Regions from separate parts of the Homo sapiens genome. Here region 2 is linked to region 1. A link is an interaction called in ENCODE POLR2A ChIA-PET data of the cell type or tissue named here. Cell type or tissue: K562. All regions are shown on one strand. Region 1 overlaps ZYG11B (zyg-11 family member B, cell cycle regulator). Region 2 has its middle 9.2 kb from the start of ZYG11A.

Region 1 (5,000 bases):
GCCTCCCAGGTTCAAGCGGTTCTCCTGCCTTAGCCTCCCTAGTAGCTGGGATTACAGGCATGTGCCACCATGCCTGGCTAATTTTGTATTTTTAGTAGAGAGGGGTTTCTCCATGTTGGTCAGGCTGGTATCGAACTCCCAACCTCTGGTGATCCGCCTGCCTCGGCCTCCCAGAGTGCTGGGATTACAGGCATGAGCCACCGTGCCCGGCCCAAATCACTTTTCTAAAGCACTTTGAAGAACAATATGTCTTCAGCACTTAAGTATTTCTTTGACAAACTTAATGCTACAAGTATTATTCTCACACTAAGTAATTGTGATTAAGATTTTTCAGGCTCATAAATGAAAGAAAAAGAAATTGTATAGTAACTAGGCAAGGGTGGAATGAGAAAAGACTGGAGGCGTGCCACTCTTCCTACTCAGAATTTTTTTTATTTTGAGACAGAGTCTCTCTCTGCCACCCAGACTGGAGTGCAGTGGCGCGATCTCGGCTCACTGCAGCCTCCGCCTCCCGAGTTCAAGTGATTCTCCTGCCTCAGCCTTCTGAATAGCTGGAACTACAGGCGCCCACTGCCATGCCCGGCTAATTTTTGTATTTTTTAGAAGAGATGGGGTTTCACTATGTTGGCTAGGCTGGTCTCGAACTCCTGACCTCAAGTGATCTGCCTGCCTTGGTCTTCCTACTCAGAAGTTTTAAATTCCTCCCTATTGTCTGAGACAATAGACCCTGTGAAGATACCTTTTTAACACTGAAAACCTTGAGAGACAGGACAGTAACATACTTTCAGAACATATTAATTGTGGGGGAGAAAAAGCAAAAAGCAGGTCCAGTAGGAATTCAGTAATATTTTAAAATGATACTCTGTTAAGTCTAACATCTATTATGCATTAAAAATATCAAGATATTATTGTGTACAGAGTGTACTTGATATGCATGGGAATTTGTGAACTCCTTAAGATCCTTGTGGAGCCTGCAGTTTCGGCCCTGCTAGTTTACAGTGGTCTTACAGGGCTGCTGTGCTATACAGATTGTACTGCACAATTCAGCTAACAGCCATTCATATAGACAGCAGTGAATCTACAGAGATCTGTATCCTGTGTACTTGGTGATGTCTAGCACATAGTAGGGACTCAGCAAATAGTTGTTGAATGAAAGTGTTTTATTTATTTATTTATTTATTGAGACAGAGTTTCTCTCTGTCACCCAAGCTGAAGTGCAGTGGCGTGATCTCAGCTCACTAGAACCTCTGCCTCCCGGGATCAAGTGATTCTCCCACCTCAGCCTCCTGAGTATCACAGGCATGCACTACCATGCCCAGCTAATTTTTTTCTTTTTCTTTTTTTTCTTTTTTTTGAGATGGATTCTTGCTCTGTCACCCAGGCTGGAGTGCAGTGGCACCATCTCGGCTCACTGCAACCTCGGCCTCCCAGGTTCAAGCAATTCTCCTGCCTCAGCCTCCTGAGTAGCTGGGATTACAGGCACCTGCCACCATGCCCAGCTAATTTTTGTATTTTTAGTAGAGATGAGGTTTCACCATGTTGGCCAGGCTGGTCTCGAACTCCTGACCTCAGGTGATCCGCCCACCTTGGCCTCCCAAAGTGCTGGGATGACAGGCGTGAACCACCACGCCTGGCTAATTTTTGTATTTTTTAGTAGAGACGGGGTTTTGCCATGTTGGTCAGGCTGGTCTCGAACTCCTGTCCTCAAGTGATCTGCCCCCTTTGGCCTCCCAGAGTGCTGGGATTACAGGTGTGAGCCGCTGTGCCTGGCCTGAAAGTGTTTTATGTAGTATACTAGGACCTTTATGATCTGATCTTTTTTACTGCTTTAGCCTTATTTCTCATTTTATGAGAAAAAATCTTTACATTTTATGCTCAGTAATACTGCATGAACATTATGCTGTTTTTTGTGCCTCTAAGTTTTGCTTACACTGTTTCTTTTGCCTGGAATGCTGGGGTTTCACCATGTTAGCCAGGCTGGTCTCTAACTCCTGACCTCAAGTGATCCACCCACCTCGGCCTCCCAAAGTGCTGGCATTACAGGCGTGAGCCATTGTGCCTGGTACTACTTCTTAATTATTAAACCTTCAAGTGTCCCTTTATGCCCTACCTCCTTTGTGAAGGCTTTGGTTGCCTCCAGGAAACCTTGGGTTAGGCATTTCTGTATGCCTCTCCTGTACAGTGTATGTGCCCTGGTTATAGCAGTTGTTTTCTGTGGTATTATTATTTGTTAATGAGGCTGGCTGTGTCTCCAGATTGTGAGCTCTTTGAGGGCAGGACAGTGCTGTGTTTTTACAGTTTCATGTCATAAGCACTTAGCATAGTGCTTGACATGTAGTAAGTACTTATCAATATTGAACTGAACAATATTGGCTGGTGGTGGCTCACGCCTGTAATCTCAGCACTTTGGGAGGCCGAGGCGGGCGGATCACCTGAGGTCAGGAGTTCAAGACCACCTGGCTAACATAGTGGGAGCCCATGTCTACTAAAAATACAAAAATCAGCTGTGCGTGGTGGCATGCCTGTAATCCCAGCTATTTGGGAGGCTGAGGCAAGAGAATTGGTTGAACCCAGGAGACAGGTTGCAGTGAGCCAAGATCGTGCCACTGCACTCCAGCCTGGGCAACAAGAGCAAAACCCTGTCTCAAAAAAAACACAACAATACTGAGCAGTATGATGTTTCATCAGTGTGTGTTTGATAGAGAATTGCATAAGGTAATGTTAACTGAGATGTTGTGATAGATGAAAAAAATTGAACACTCTGTACAGGTCCCCTGAGGGGAAAAGAGGTTGGGTAGGTGAGAAATGTTAGATCAGATAGTTTCTTTTACTAGCCTAAATGGCACTTTTGACCTAGGATAAATGTTCTGTCCACAAGGATTTAACAGGAAGAGCTGAGAAGACAGCCTCCTGATTTTGAGATGAATTGCGAAGCAGTATCCCTTTGTATAAACACTTGAAAGTCACTTGTCTATATAATTTGTAGAGGTGTTCTTCCAGAGAGTAGAATGTTTAAACTCAGATAATAAATAATCAGTTACTGCTAAATCTAGAGGGGTGGTTAATTCTTTTAAAAACTTTTATTAACTTTTTCTTTATTTTTATTTTTTTGAGACAAGGTCTTCACTCTGTCGCCCAGGCTGGAGTACAGTGGTGGCATCTTGGCTCACTGCAGCCTCAGCCTCCTAAGTGGCTGGGACTACAGGTGTTTGACACCATGCCCGGCTAATTTTGGTACTTTTTTAGTAGAGTCCGGGTTTCACCATGTTGGCCAGGCTAGTCTCCAACTCCTAAGCTCAAGTGATCTGCCCGCCTCGGCCTCCCAAAGTGCTGAGATTACAGGCATGAGCCACTACACCTGGCCTTAATAGCTTTATATAAAGATCTTTTGTTTTTTCTGTTATCTTCAGTTCTCCTTTGTATAAATGTTTTTCTTAGCTTTCCAGTGTCTTAATGCCTATTCAATGTCATATTTTTCTTTTCTAAGGACTTTTTTTTTTTTTTGAGATGGAGTTTCACTCTTGTTATCAAGGCTGGAGTGCAATGGTGTGATCTTGGCTCACCGCAACCACTGCCTCCCCACAACCTCACCTCCCAAGTTCAAGTGATTCTCCTGTCTCAGCCTCCTGAGTAGCTGGGATTACAGGCATGCACCACCACACCTGGCTAATTTTGTATTTTTAGTAGAGACGGGGTTTCTCCATGTTGGTCTCAAACTCCCGACCTCAGGTGATCCGCCCACCTTGGCCTCCCAAAGTGCTAGGATTACAGGTGTGAGCCACCATGCCCGGCCAGGACTTTTTTTTTTAAAGCTGGAATATTCTTGGTTATATAACATTTATAATTTTCATTTCATAGGCCCTGTAACCTTTTTTTTTTTTTGGAGACAGAGTCTCACTGTATCACCCAGGCTGGAGCGCAGTGACACGATCTTGGCTCACTGCCACCTCCACCTCCGCCTCCCGGGGTCAAGCGATTCTCCTGCCTCAGCCCCCGAGTGGTTGGGATTACAGTTACCCCTCACCACGCCTGGCTAATTTTTGTAGTTTTAGTAGAGACAGAGTTTCACCATGTTGGCCATGTGGGTCTTGAACTCTTGACCTCGGGTGATCTGCCCACCTCGGCCTCCCAAAGTGCTGGAATTACAGGTCTGAGCCAGAGCCACAGTGCCCAGCTGGCCCTGTAAACTTTCACAAGTCATTTTAACTCTCTATGCCTCCATTTTTAAATTTGTAAAATGAAAAGGTTATATTAATCCTCTGTGTGATTCCTTCCATCTCTTAAAGAAAAGGTAGTAAGATTCTAGCAAGTTAAAGGCAAGTAGAGTAGAGTAGATACATTCTATTAGCTGTAGTACTATGGGATCTGGGCAAACTGTTTTTATAGGCTTAAATTTTGTGTAAACTTGAGCTCTAACCTCTCAATGTATTACCCACCTTTTTCACACCAGAGACCTTTTATTTCAATTAAGTTAATATTTGCAAAGTACTTTGTTTTATTTATTTATTTTAATTTGTTTTTTTTTGAGAGAGTCTCACTCTGAAGCTCTGGCTGGAGTGCAGTAGCATGATCTTGGCTCACTACCACCTCTGCCTCCCAGGTTCAAGTGATTCTCCTGCCTCAGCCTCCCAGGCGCCCACCCCCATGCCTGGCTAATTTTTATATTTTTAGTAGAGATGTGGTTTCACCATGTTGGCCGGGCTGGTCTTGAACTCCTGACCTCAAGTGATCTGCCTGCCTCAGCCTCCCAAAGTGCTGGTATTACAGGCATGAGCCACGCTCCTGGCCCTTGTTTTAAAGGTATTTTCATGGATGTCCCATTTATTCCTCATTACTATTTTGTGGGATAGTCAAGAGGTTTAGCTTCAATTTTTCAGATAAGGAAACTGAGAAGTTAATTGACTTTCCTAAGGTCACACAGCTAGTAAGTAGCAGAGCCAGAACTGACTGTGCAAGCCCAGTGTTCTTTCCATTATTAACCCCACTTCTCTGTTTACCTT
Region 2 (5,000 bases), 96 kb after region 1:
TGCAATATCAGCTACTCAGGAGGCTGAGGCAGGAGAATCGCTTGAACCCGGGAGGCACAGGTTGCGGGTGAGCCGAGATCGCACCATTGCACTCCAGCGTGGGCAACAAAAGCGAAACTCTGTCTCAAAAAAAAAAGAAGAAAAAAAGAGATTCAATCTTCTGTAATCCCAGCACTTTGGGAGGCCGAAGCAGATGGATCACCTGAAGTCAGGAGTTCAAGACCAGCCTGGCCAATATGGTGAAACCCCATCTCTACTAAAAATACAAAAATTAGCCGGGTGTGGTGGCTCACACCTGTAATCCCAGCTACTTGGGAGGCTGAGGTAGGAGAATCGCTTGAACCTGGGAGGCGAGGTTGCAGTGAGCCAAGATGGTGCCATTGCACTCCAGCCTGGGCGACAAGAGTGAAACTCCATCTCAAAAAAAAAAATATATATATATAAAAGAATATCCAATCTCCGGGTTCTAGATTGTGAAGGGATTGTCCTTAGTGACCCATAAAAAGCTTTCTTTACCTGGTGAAAATACACTGTAGCATAATCTACTATTATAATATCAGCCTCATGCATGTGAAAGTTTTTATACAACCAGAAAACATGCATTGAAAATGACAATACAATGAAATCCTTTTATAAATGTTTAGCCCATCAGGTAGGCAAATACACTTGAAGTTTTGATTGTCTTCCCAGGAATATGGAAGCAAACATTGGTTTTAAACTTTCCACAATTTGTAAGTCACTGCATCAATATAATTTGAATTATTTTATCTTTTCCATGACGAGTCATGGAATGCAGAACCTTTAATAACAAAAGCTTAAGGACTTAGGAAGGACAAGGTGGCCGTCCTGGTTCTTCATGAGTCCATGCTTACCACTGGACTTAGGTCCTATTGAATACCAGTTGTTTCTCCAATATAGGTGCATGGCACTGATAACTAATGGGTTATCACAGGTAATTTGACTTAAACCATGGAGTTCATTCAAATTGTATATTTAAACAATTTGAATATTGGCTGATTTAGCATGATAATCTAGAGCTTGATTTTGAAAGGTTAAATAAATACCAAAGGTTTAAAACATTGAACATGGAATATTACAAAATAGAATCTTAAGTTACTGTAAGTCATTTAGCCAAAATGATAACTTGAAAATTTCTTTCTTTTTTTTTTTTTTTGAGATGGACTTTCACTCTTGTCACCCAGGCTGGAGTGCAATGGCACGATCTTGGCTCACTGCAACCTCCGCCTCCTGGTTTCAAGAGATTCTTCTGCCTCAGCCTCCTGAGTAGCTGGGATTACAGGTGCATGCCACCACGCCTGGCTAATTTTTGTATTTTTAGTAGAGACGGGGTTTCACTATGTTGGCCAGGCTGGTCTGGAACTCCTGACCTCAGGTGATCCGCCTGCCTCGGCCTCCCAAAGTGCTGGGATTACAGGTGTGAGCCACAGCGCCAGGCCAACTTGAAAATTTTTAAAAGGAAGAAACATTATTCTGATAGCAAGGAGATTCAGCTTTCCAAACGACCCAATGAAGATAGCCTGAGGCCGACTGATTGTCTCCTTTCCTTCCCTTCCCCCTTTTTCTTTTGTAGTTTACTTAAATGGTAAACAAAAATGCCGGGCCTTGAAAGAACAGGGCCATGAAAGGGGGTCTCTGGTGCCTCCTGTTTTTCCCAAGGAGTCCAGGCTGTTAGAACTTGAATATTCACTTTTAATTAAGCTGACTTTTAACCATAGCACTCTTTAATAAAATCCTTTTAAAATGTCTTATTACCCAATTTTAGCCAGGCCAAAAGGCTGATATTCCTGGCTTTTGAACTTTACCAAAGGTAAAGTTAAGGACTCAGGAAGGTTCTCAGAGAAAGGAAGATTTAAGATAGTCAGTGGAGAAGAGACTAGAGACGGTCATGCAGTTATTAAACCGGAAAGGACTTACTTCCTAAGCAGGGAATTGAGCTAGTGTGAAAGGGCAAAGCCTTGACTACTGAGCTACAGCACACGGCAGTCTTTTCTTTCCCTTCCCAGAAGGAGTTTAGAATAGTTAATTTTGAGCTTGCAAAGGCTTTTAGTTAAAAGATAATTTTTAGAGCTAACTATGACAGAAACCCTAAAATTATTGTTCCCTGGAAGGCAAAGACCAAGAGAAAGTATTGCCACATGGTTACAAGGTCAAGCTCCTAAGGACGTAAAACAAGATGGAGACAAACAGTGGTTTTTACCATTCATTCAACCATTTGCACAGAGAGAGAGAAGCCAGAAATTTGACTGGTAAGAAATTCCTGGCCAAGCGTGGTGGCTCACTCCTGTAATCCCAGCACTTTGGGAGGCCGAGTTGGGTGGATCACGAGGTCAGGAGATAGAGACCATCCTGGCTAACACAGTGAAACCCCGTCACTACTAAAAATACTAAAAAAAAAAAAAAAAAAAAATTAGCCGGGCGTGGTGGCGGGCGCCTGTAGTCCCAGCTACTGGGGAGGCTGAGGTGGGAGAATGGCGTGAACCCGGGAGGTGGAGCTTGCAGTGAGCCAAGATAATGCCACTGCACTCCAGCCTGGGCGACAGGGCGGGACTCCGTCTCAAAAAAAAAAAAATTCCTACCCTTTTGCCAGCATGCCAGGCTTCTGGGTTCCCTTTCCCTGAGTGGCCCTAGTGACTCAGCTTGCTGCATCATCACTCTGGGGGCCAAGCCGCATCATAAAAGAAAATTATCTTTCTTCGTTCTGGCCAGAGCAAGATACGTGTGACAAAACAGACATTAGTCACTCTGCTTAGCACCCAATATCAAACTGACAGAGCTCAAACTTGCCTCTGGTTGTGCCCCATCATCGTTAATCCAACCTCCGACCAGGAATTTCAACCTGTGGTCTCTGGGCAAGATGGTCGCCCTGAGTAACAGAAAAGATAAGCAAGGGAGCCGGGCCAGGCAAGGTGGCTCATGCCTGTAATCCCAGCACTTTGGGAGGCCAAGGCGGGCGGATTGTTTCAGGTCAGGAGTTCAAGACCAGCTTGGCCAACAGGGTGAAACCCTGTTTCTACTAAAAATACAAAAAATTAGCTGGGCGTGGTGGCGCACGCCTGTAGTCCCAGCTACTCAGTTGGCTGAGGCAGGAAAATTGCTTGAACCCGGGAGGCAGAGGTTGCAGTGAGCCAAGATCTTGCCACTGCACTCCATCCAGCCTGGGTGATAGAGCAAGACTCCAACCCAAAATAAAAAAAGAAAAGAAAGGGAGAGAGAGAAAAAAGCATTGCCTGCGGCAGGGTTGGGAAGGTGAAATGATCAGGGAAGCCAGAGAAAGACCCACCCATTGCAACGACTCTGAAAAGTTCAGTCAGCTGCTTCTCGGTAGCAAAGGGATCTTTTCCAGCAGTCTCATCAGCTCTCAAGTTTCCCCTTTTAGGGGGGAAAACGCTCCCCCGTCCCATGATCCTGTACATGCCTAATGGCCACTCACAGCCTTCAGCAAAGAGTGCAAGGCAGATTATTCCAAAGAGAATAGCAGTTGACATGCTGTAGTACCAAACCTGTTCTTAGCCAAAAGGGGCTTTACGAAGAGCCCTCATGTTTAAATGTACTTCAGTGCATTGTTGTTCATTCGGCACATTCCACTGTAAGTCACCTTTAGTAAGATTTTGCCATTTCTGTAAGACTTCGCTGCCTCCCAGGCCTAATGTATAACCCAAAAAGAACTCAGTTTTCCAGAAATTAAGGATCCCATTTTCCCATTTTTCCCTAGAATATTGACTTTACTCAGGTTCTCTTGATTAACTTAGCCAATGACTTTTTTTCCTACGTAAGCATGCACAAAAAATGAAACAAAGGGGCAGAACACAAAAATCCATGTGAATTTTCAAAAGCCAAATTTTATAACCCCTGCAATATTACTGCTTTACCACCAGTTCCTTTCTGACCCAGTCAGATGTAAGAGGCCTCTAACTTGATCCAAGCCAGTTAATTCCCAGATCAAACCTGTTCCTGGACCCAGTCCAGTTTCTGTCGCAACTCCAAACCCAGTTTGGATCAGAAATTTTCTCAAACTCCAAAACACAAATCCATGGAGCTCCAAAATCTGAGAGGGAGCTTACGATGATCCCCAGCCACTCTGAGAGATCCATGGACACAAAAATGGGTCCTGCATTGTCTTCACTCAGCACTCCTGGGGTCGCTAGAAGCTCCATTTCAGAACCCGCTTCTGACACCATCTGATAAAAGAAAAACTTCAGCCGAATTAAATTTAAAGAAGTTTAATTGAGCAATGAACCATTCGTGAATCAGGCAGTCCCCAGAATCACAGCAGATTCACAGAGATTCCTGGGGTGCCGCGTGGTCAGAACAAATGTATAGATAAAAAAGGTAAAGTGGCGTACAGGAATCAGAAGTGAGGCACAAAAGCAGTGAGATTGGGCCAGGCGCGGTGGCTCATGCCTGTAATCCCAGCACTTTGGGAGGCCGAGGCGGGCTGATCACTCGAGGTCAGGAGTTTGAGACCAGCCTGGCCAACATGGTAAAACCCCATCTCTACTAAAAATAAAAAATAAAAAAAATTACCCAGGCATGGTGGTGGGAGCCGGTAGTCCCAGCTACTCGGAAGGCTGAGGCAGAAGAATAGCTTGAACCCAGGAGGCAGAAGTGGTGAGCCAAGATCGCGCCACTGCACTCCAGCCCAGGGCGACAGAGCAAGGCTCCATCTCAAAAAAATAAATAAATAAATAAAGGGGGGCTGGGCGCAGTGGCTCATGCCTGTAATCCCAGCACTTTGGGAGGTCGAGGCGGACGGATCACTTGAGATCAGGAGTTCTAGATCAGCCTGGCCAACATGGTGAAACCCTGTCTCTACCAAAAATACAAAAATTAGCCAGGTATGGTGGTGCGTGCCTGTAATCCCAGCTACTCTGGAGGCTGAGGCAGGAGAATCGCTTGAACCCTGGGACCCAGAGGTCGACGTTGCAGTAAGCCAAGATCCCACCACTGCCTCCAGCCTGGGTGACAGAGTGAGACCCTGT

Evidence for each region. Peaks named below come from ENCODE experiments on the same cell type or tissue, not always from the same donor. Only the 100,000 strongest peaks of a DNase experiment are listed, where the experiment ranks them.
Region 2: POLR2A ChIA-PET joins it to region 1 with 5 read pairs; 7 of 35 experiments call an interaction of 5 or more read pairs at or near these places.

The regions. Positions count from the first base shown.
Region 1 is chr1:52,735,117-52,740,116 of GRCh38, forward strand. The region is part of intron 1 of ZYG11B (zyg-11 family member B, cell cycle regulator); the gene reads left to right. Among named protein-coding and RNA genes, the nearest start is that of ZYG11B, 11 kb to the left of the region's middle. In K562, no CTCF peak of the experiment used is centred here; no DNase peak of the experiment used is centred here.
Region 2 is chr1:52,831,041-52,836,040 of GRCh38, forward strand. No RefSeq gene overlaps it. Among named protein-coding and RNA genes, the nearest start is that of ZYG11A, 9.2 kb to the right of the region's middle. RefSeq lists enhancers at 965-1,732, 4,737-5,000. In K562, no CTCF peak of the experiment used is centred here; a DNase peak (open chromatin) is centred at 2,781; H3K4me3 peaks cover 273 bases.